Regions from separate parts of the Homo sapiens genome. Here region 1 is linked to region 2. The links are chromatin contacts, found by Hi-C or POLR2A ChIA-PET in ENCODE. All regions are on one chromosome and are shown on one strand. The core of a region is the stretch at or near the end of the contact, and the rest is flanking DNA. Distances in the headings are between cores, read along the strand shown. Region 1 overlaps OSTM1-AS1 (OSTM1 antisense RNA 1). Region 2 holds the start of OSTM1 (osteoclastogenesis associated transmembrane protein 1).

Region 1 (4,112 bases), core at 1,245-3,744, 59 kb after region 2:
CAAAACTTCTTTAGCCTTGGTGGGGCACAGTGGCTCATACCAGTAATCCCAGCACTTTGGGAGGCTGAGGTGGTGGATCAGTTGAGGGCAGGAGTTGGAGAACAGCCTAGCCAACATGGTGAAACCCCGTCTCTACTAAAAATACAAAAATTAGCCAGGCACGATGGTGTGTGCCTGTAGTCCCAGCTACTCAGGAGGCTGAGATGGGAGGACGGCTTGAACCTGGGAGGCAGAGGTTGCAGTGAGCCGAGATCCTCTAGCCTGGGTGATGGAGAGAGACCCTCTCTAAAAAATAAAAAGAAATTAACTAGCATAGTTCTCATCTCATAAATCTCAACTACATAAATCACCTTAGATTTAGATATATAAGTGCACATTGGAGTCCCCTGAGGAAGCTTTAATAAACATACCATACTCTAGTTTCCCCCACCAGAAATTCTTATGTAATCAGTCTGAGGTGCAGCTCAGGTCTTGGGAGTTTTTTAAAGCCCATCAGGTAATTCTAATATGCTGTTTAGGGGCAGACATGGTACATCATCAAGCAAAGTTAGGGGGACAGAGGAGCTGGATGGGGCCACTTTATGTAGCTCAGCCCCAGAGCTACACCAATTGACTACTAACAGTCTCTTAGTTCAATTGGTTGAGGGCCTTTATACTCTTCTAGCTGTACCTGCAAAGGAATATAGAGCAATTTAGCAACATAGGTGTGCTAAGTACACATGCAATAAAACTGAAATCAAAGGCACAGAGCTTTCGGGGGAAATAGAGATTCTTTGGATATGGGAATGGTGGGGTTTTGTTTAAACTATGGTGTTGGTGACAAATAGAGCTCTGGCTTATGTTTCATAATGTATGTAGTTGTTTCCATGCACTTATCATCATTTAGCTGATTTTTTTTGTTTGTTTGTTTTTTGTTTTTGAGATGGAGTTTCGCTCTCGTTGCCCAGGCTGGAGTGCAATGGCTCTATCTTGGCTTACTGAAACCTCCGCCTCCCAGGTTCAAGTGATTCTCCTGCTCAGCCTCCCAAATAACTGGGATTACAGGCTAATTTTTGTGTTTCTAGTAGAGACGGGGTTTCACCATGTTGGCCAGGCTGGTCTTGAACTCCTGACCTCAGGTGATCCACTCCCCTCGGCCTCCCAAAGTGCTAGGATTACAGGCGTGAGCCACTGCACCCAGGCCCAGCCCATTAGGCTGATTTTTGACAATTACTACTTTTTCTTCTGGGAAGTTGGGAGCGTACCACCCTCCCTCATTTTCCCCGCTTTTCCCAGCTCACAGCCAGGAAAAGAGGAATGGTCCCACTAAAGGGCTACTGGGTCTAAGTTTGGCCTCCTGCAGGGTGGGGAGGAGATGGGGCTGGGAAGACGACAGGGAGAGAAGTTCCTCTCCATCCTAGCTGAGGAAGCCACTGGGCCTGGGTGTAGGTGGTGTCACCAGATATGATTTTGTCTGTGGTTCTTTCCTCTGTGCTGCTAGGAGCGGACAGTGACACTTCCCTCTTTGCTGAGGGGCAGCACCTCTTATCCACTCTGCCATGAGGGAAGTAAAGCAAACCAAAATGGCAATTTACCGTCGAGGCAAGGTTTTGTGCAATATTCATTCAATATCAATCTGGTGAGAGGCCAAAAGTACACTGACATTTTTTGCATGGTAAACAAGGGCCATGTGACATTGTTCCAGCTTTTGCCATAGAGAACTACGCAAAAACTCCAATCCATTAAAAGATGCTAATTCCTTAAAGAGAATCCATTGATGATCACTTGAAAAAGATGGAACCAACCCTGCCATGTAGTTTCAAAAATAAGTTCCACCGTGCATACAGAGTTGCCATTTGGGAAGATGAAAAAATTCTGGAGAGGACTGTGGTGATGGTCTCACAACAATACGAACGTACCTCGTGCCACTGAACTGTACACTTTCAAATGGTTAACATAATAAGAAGGAAAAAAAATCCACATTGAAAACTAAAGGCATCCCATACTCAGAGTTAACACCATCTTTAAATACATGATATTCAAACCGAAACCCTTTAAATACATGATATTCACACTGAAAGATACAGTCTTGTACGTGCAGGAGAGAAGGCGAGCGAGGGCATGGCAGGCAGGGCGTGTCTGTGCCACCACCAACACCAGACTTTCCATTCGCAAACAGCTTGTCAGACTGGAACTCTTCCTTCGTTCAGCTGGTGTTTCGGTGCCAGACAATCAAAGGAAAAGGAGAGAGAAACCAGCGAAGCCCTAGAGAGACAGGGAGAAAGCCTCAAAGCAACGGAGACAGAGCCGGGCCCCACCGCACGGCTGGAGGGCCGCCCCCACACGGAGCTGCCCCAGCCCAGGGCCTGCGGGGCCGAGTCGCCTCCCGGCAGCTGAGTGGCAGCCTCGGCTGCGGACCCAGGCGCAGCTTCCCCCAGAGGCCGGCGCTATTAACTCCCGGGGCCTCCTGCGGCGGCGAGGCGGTGGCACGGCTCCTCCCGCTCCCTCGGCCTCCAGGTTCAATAAGGATTACATCATGGAGCAAGTATGCGGGGCAGCCTGAGAATCAAAGCCGTCAGCACCGGCGGCTGGTTAACTGTACTGTTGCTGAAACACATCCTTCCCACCCCCTCCCCGCGCCCCTCTCCCTGCCCCGGCCCTCTGCTTTTCGTACCATTAAGGATAGCATTATTGGGGAGAGGAAAATCTGATCAAAACTGTCGACCGCCAACGACAGATTTTCTATGGATTCTATAAAGGCCACCTTAACGATTTCCCTAATTAATGGATGACATCTTTGGCTGAAGGAGAAACGATGGATTCGACTCTGTCTTCGTCTTTGTTAACCTTCTAATTAACTTTCGTAGGTCACCCAGGTCTCCCAAACCTGAAAAGTGAAGAGGCCCATTGTGCGAGGAGCAGTAAACTTACTTTTTCTGCTGGGGTACTTAAAAGGGAGAGCGGCTATAGGCCGAGAAAAATAACTCCATTTAAAAGCTTTGTGGCTGCAGAGAATACATAGGTCCCTCCCTTAGAAAATAATTGAAACACCTTTTATACCAATATTTCTATGCATAATAAAAACAAATTAGCAAAATGCATCTAAATTCAGCAGCACTTTCAAATTACCTTTTTTGGAATGTAAGCCTCTGCAAGTCAACAAAAGGAGTTGGGTTTAGAGAGAAAATTGCAACTGCAACAGCTATCAGCCTTTATGCTGAGAGAGCAAGGAACTCGGATCCCTCCGAGTCAGGGCCGGGAACTCGTATACCTCGGAGTTATCTCCCTGAGGAAATGCTCCAAAATACACTGCCCTTGCAGAAGCTGAGCTGTAAACTGCCTGAGGGACCTAAAGACTCTTCACAAATGAGCAGGACTTTTTCTGGATAGAGTGATCTTTTGGGGTTCAGAAATATTTTAATGGTGTCAGTGAAAAACAAACTGCAGTGGAAAAGCCAGAAAACGAGATAAAGCTCCACTGTGATCATAATATTGACAGAGCAGAGCAATTTATTTTAAAAAGTTAAAAAAAATTGAGTTTTATTTTTGGTAGATTTGCCAAACTAGGCAGATGAGTTGTGGACACTGCTCTAGTTCCTTGGCATCTTTGAGGGCAATGTAAAGGAGATACTGAGGGAACAAACAGCAGGTGCCCGGCCTAAAGTGGAACCAAATGGAGAATCCTTTAAATAATTTTGCTAAAGGAGCACTCCTCTGAGATAACTTGCAAGGGAATGGGATTCCTAGCCCAAGGACAACAGCAGCTATTTGATCATTGTTTTCTGGTTGTAAACAAAATCAGAGCTAATTATCAAAAAGCACAAACCTTTAAATACTGTCAATATTGTAATTTTATAAATTAAATTATAATTTTATAAATTTAATTGCTACTATTTAATATTTTAATGCAATATTTTAATTGTGTCTATTCATTTTTCTATGTCCCCTCAAATTTTTACATAGTTCAGATTATATTCTACTTTTTGTTACTTTAATACCTTAATACCATATCATTAGCATTTTTCTTTTTTTTTTTTTTTTTTTTTTGAGAAGGAGGCTTACTCTGTCACCCAGGCTGGAGTGTAGTGGCACGATCTTGGCTCACTGCAACCTCCGCCTCTCAAGTTCTAGCG
Region 2 (3,977 bases), core at 422-2,921:
AAAGTGCTGGGATTACAGGCATGAGCCACCGCACACAGCCATGACAGATTTATTTTAAATAACAGGCTGACTTAAAGCAGGATCCAACTAGGTACAAATTTATATTTAGTGCAACTATAAACAAGTTTAGACAAGTTTAAATTTATGGAATAATTCCAACCACATTTTCATGAGACTACTTGCTGTCCCCGTAATACAAGAGGAACTTTCTCATTCTCCAATCCCAATGTTATTCCTCATGTTTTTCCTTTACCAAGCATATCCGGCCCACACCTCGTGACTCCCACCAACCCTGACACTCTAATCTTTTCCTAGTCTAAACTTTATAAAGTACTTAGGAGCAGGAATTGTCTGTTTTTCTTTTTAAAATTAAGTGCCTCACAGCAGCTACCACACACCTAGAGAACCCTTAAGGTATGAAGAATGAAGAGCAGTCTTACAATTTCTTAAAAATTTACCTCCCATTTACTTAGAGGTATTACTATGTGTTGTTTTCTAAAACCTCCTTTTATCCCCATTTTACAGATTAGTAAACAGGCACAGAGAATGTAAGTAACTTGCCCATAGTATACCGCTAATAAGCAGAGTGGAACTGGAGTCCTGGCCGCTAGCTAGCTCCAGACTGTTCACATCACTAAGATGAAGTCACAGGCAATATCTCTTTTAATTCTTCCAACAGCCGCATTAGGCAGATGTTCTTTCCACTTTATAGAGGAGGAAACTAAGGTTCTGAGAAGATAATTAATCCAAGGTTACATAGTTAGAAGTTGGTGGACATGAACATTTCTGGCTACAAAGCTCAAATTTCTAACCACTACCAGTGTCTCCACCCCACTTGTTTCAGAAAAGGATCCTTCCTGGCAACTCCAGGTGAAGATGAGAAGAAGCCGTGGTGGAGTGGGTGGAGGAAGAGCAAGAGGGTTGGGGAATCAGGACCCCCAAGAAAACCAATCACACCTATATGAACCAAAGATGTCCAACAGCATTCTTGGAAGCAAAAACCCAAATCCCAAGCCCCATAATGCCACCCCCTTTTTCTGATGACCCAACTCTACAGACTCAGTCCAACCCCTTTTTCTTACTGTTGGGGAAACTGAGGCCCCCAGCGCTGACCATCATTACACCCTCCTCCTTTCCCAACTCTCCTGAGCCACAGTCCCGGACGTGGTCCTGTACCCACCCCCGCGGCTCGGCTGATGTTGTCCATCTTGCTGACGACCTGTTGGAAGAGGGGGTAGCAGGTCTGACAGAGGCGCACGGGCCGGGCGCTGCGCACCAGACACCCTGTCAGCTCTGCGCTGCTGTTGGCGAAGTCCAGCAGGAGCTCCCGGCACTCAGGATCCAGATCCGGCAGGTCCGGGGGCAGCGACAGAGGCCCCAGCCCTCCACCCTGCAGGAGGGACAGGGACAAGTCCTCCACCTCCAGCAACTGCTGCTCCGACAGGAGGTCGTGGAAGACCCTGTGCGGACTGCTGCCGAAGGGGAGCGCGCCCAGGGCCAGCCCCGACCACAGCAGCAGCCCCAGCGGCAGCCACGGCGGCAACGAACACCTCCGCTGCGCGGCTGTCGGGCCCGGCTCCATCACCGGGCTCACACACCCCAGGGAGCCCACCGCCGCCTCTCCGCCCCCAGCCGGCACCGCGGACAGCCGCCGCTTCCGGTTTCCGCGAGCGCAGGCCGAGAGCCGGGTCACGAGGAGGGCGCGTCACGGCCCCGCCCCCTGCGCGCGGCGCCCCGCCCCATTGGCTGCCGGCTGCCTCCGGGCCGCAGGCCTTCGCGCGTGCGGGAGGGCGCCTACCCTGCGGCCGCGCGCTCTCCAGCCGGCGTTAGGCGCGGGGCGGGGCGGAGTGGTGCATTGGGGTATCCGTAGCCGAGGCTCGCCAGCCGGTGACCACGAGCACCCACCGCTTTGGACAATTGCATCTCGGGGGTCCTGACCCTTGAACGCCCAACCCTCTGGGAGTTCCGGGCGTCCTACAAGTTTCTTACCTCGCTGGACCGACGACGGCCTCCGCTGTGGAAATGGCCGTCGGCTGCGTTCGCAGAGAAACCCCGCTGGCCTGTGCCTCGGCAGATTTTCTGCATGGTGTTCCTTAGCGTAGTTTTTTCCTCATCCCATTTGGAGAGAGTAATAATGCCCGTTGGTTATTATAGGTGGTGGAGACTAGCGGTTTCCAAGCTTTTTGTTTTTGTTTTTAAAAAAACTCTCAACTGTCTGCCTCAGCGTTGTCAGAACTCTGTGAGATGAGGGAAATATTCTACATCTGCGTTATTAAGGCAGCCACTGGCCACATGTGTGGTGTTGAGCCGGCTGAGGAACTGAATTTTTAATTTAATTTAGGGCCGGCGCGGTGGCTCACGCCTGTAATCCCAGCACTTTGGGAGGCCGAGGCAGGCAGATCGCTTGAAGCCAGGAGTTGGAGACCAGCCTCGCCAACATGGCGAAACCCCGTATCTACTAAAAATACAAAAATTAGCCGCTGGGCGTGGTGGCGCAAGCCTGTAGTCCTAGGTTGAGCGGGGAGGATGGCTTGAGCCAGGAGGTCGAGGCTGCAGTGAGCCGAGATCGCGCCACTGTACCCCAGCCTGCACGACAAAGTGAGACTCCATCTCAAAAGTAAAAAGTATTTAACTTAAATGTAAGTAGCCACATCTGTGTAGTGGCAACTGTACTTGACGTAAGTCTGGTCCTACAGTGGCCAACAAGCAGGTTTGCTTGGAACTGAAGGGGTACCAGGGACGCAGCGCGTTCAGTGCTAAAGCCCAGGAAATCCTGGACAAACTGCTCAACTTGAAACTCCTATCCAGTTTCTGACATGCCCGAGGCAATAGCAGGGGACACTCTAAAAAGCGTCCTGATACCGTTGCCAGTCTGTAAAAAGAATTTAAGCTCATAACCTGGAAAACAGTTTTCTGACAAGTATCTGACCAACCAGGTTGGTAGAAAATTATTTCCGGGCTTTGTGTCATCCTGCTTTTCAGGGTTGTAATTTTTGCCTTGTAAATTGCAGAGCTGTTGCACTAAAGTCTACTTAGCTTAGGGTCCTAATTTATGTTTCTGAGGGTTCTTCAAAAACTTTTTTGTTGTTGTTGTGTATTTTGTTTGGTTTGGTTTTGAGACATAGTCTCGCTAGACTGCCCAGGATGGCCTCGAACTCCTAGGTTCAAGGGATCCTCCTGCCTCGGCCTGCCAAACAATTGGACTACAGGCACAGGCTGCTGTGCCCAGCCTGGGGGTTCTTATAGTTACTTTTTACCCCGTCTGTTTGGTTATTGTTTTATGTTCCTAAATTTGCTTGGGATAGCTAAATTTTGTTTCATTTTTGTTACTAAGAAACTGAATAGTAGGAAATTTGATTTGTGTAACAATAAACGTATTTCCAAAAGAGAAAATAAGTTGTCTTAAGTTTTGCAAAAGTCATCATGTAACTCTTAGGTCTTTCTATGTATTAGAATTATCTTTCTTTTAAATTCTTTCAAGCACCATCCTGTGTTGCAGGTGGATGTGTAAATTGTTAACTTCTATGGAAATCAATGTGCAGAACCAACAACCTTGCAAATGCACAAGCTCTTTGATGCAGCAAGTTCACAACCTTGTCATAGACACTTATTCATTACAATATTGTTTGTAGTGGTAAAAGGATGGCTTCAAAAAGCATGTTAAGGGGCCGGGCACGGTGACTCATGCCTGTAATCCCAGCACTTTGGGAGGCCGAGGCGGGCGGATCACCTGAAGTCAGGAGTTCGACACCAGCCTGGCCAACATGGTGAAACCCCGTCTCTACTAAAAATACAAAAATTAGCCGGGCATGGTGATGCATGCCTATAATCCCAGCTACTCAGGAGACTGAGGCAGGAGAATCTCTTGAACCTGGGAGGCAGAGGTTGCAGTAAGCCAGGATCACACCACTGTGCTCCTGCTCAAAAAAAAAAAAAAAAACTTAAGGAAATTACAGACACTTTCCCTCTTCCTTTCC

Evidence for each region. A loop is a pair of places that touch in the nucleus more often than their neighbours do. ChIA-PET counts read pairs that join two places held with the same protein, here RNA polymerase II (POLR2A). Pooled maps may share reads with other maps.
Region 1: a loop to region 2 is called in a pooled map, with 2.5 times the contacts of the local background. The contact joins the enhancer-like site here to the promoter of OSTM1 in region 2. A Hi-C loop is called at or near these places in 1 of 168 maps with a recorded cell type or tissue (breast epithelium) and 4 of 50 pooled maps. POLR2A ChIA-PET finds 5 or more read pairs at or near these places in 2 of 52 experiments (HCT116 and activated naive CD4-positive, alpha-beta T cell).

What each region holds. Positions count from the first base shown.
Region 1 is chr6:108,131,582-108,135,693 of GRCh38, forward strand. All of the region lies in intron 1 of OSTM1-AS1 (OSTM1 antisense RNA 1), which reads left to right. All of the region lies in intron 1 of LOC124901368 (a long non-coding RNA gene), which reads right to left. Among named protein-coding and RNA genes, the nearest start is that of OSTM1-AS1, 10 kb to the left of the region's middle. RefSeq lists an enhancer at 2,019-2,098. Within about 2 kb of position 2,495, at least 21 of the 41 ENCODE cell types and tissues checked have a DNase peak (open chromatin) inside an H3K27ac peak, as active enhancers do; they include HCT116 and breast epithelium, where a contact is called at or near this core.
Region 2 is chr6:108,073,070-108,077,046 of GRCh38, forward strand. OSTM1 (osteoclastogenesis associated transmembrane protein 1) reads right to left here and starts at 1,672. Exons shown (of 6, transcript NM_014028.4): 1 at 1,181-1,672. The coding sequence starts at 1,582. RefSeq lists a silencer at 1,443-1,882.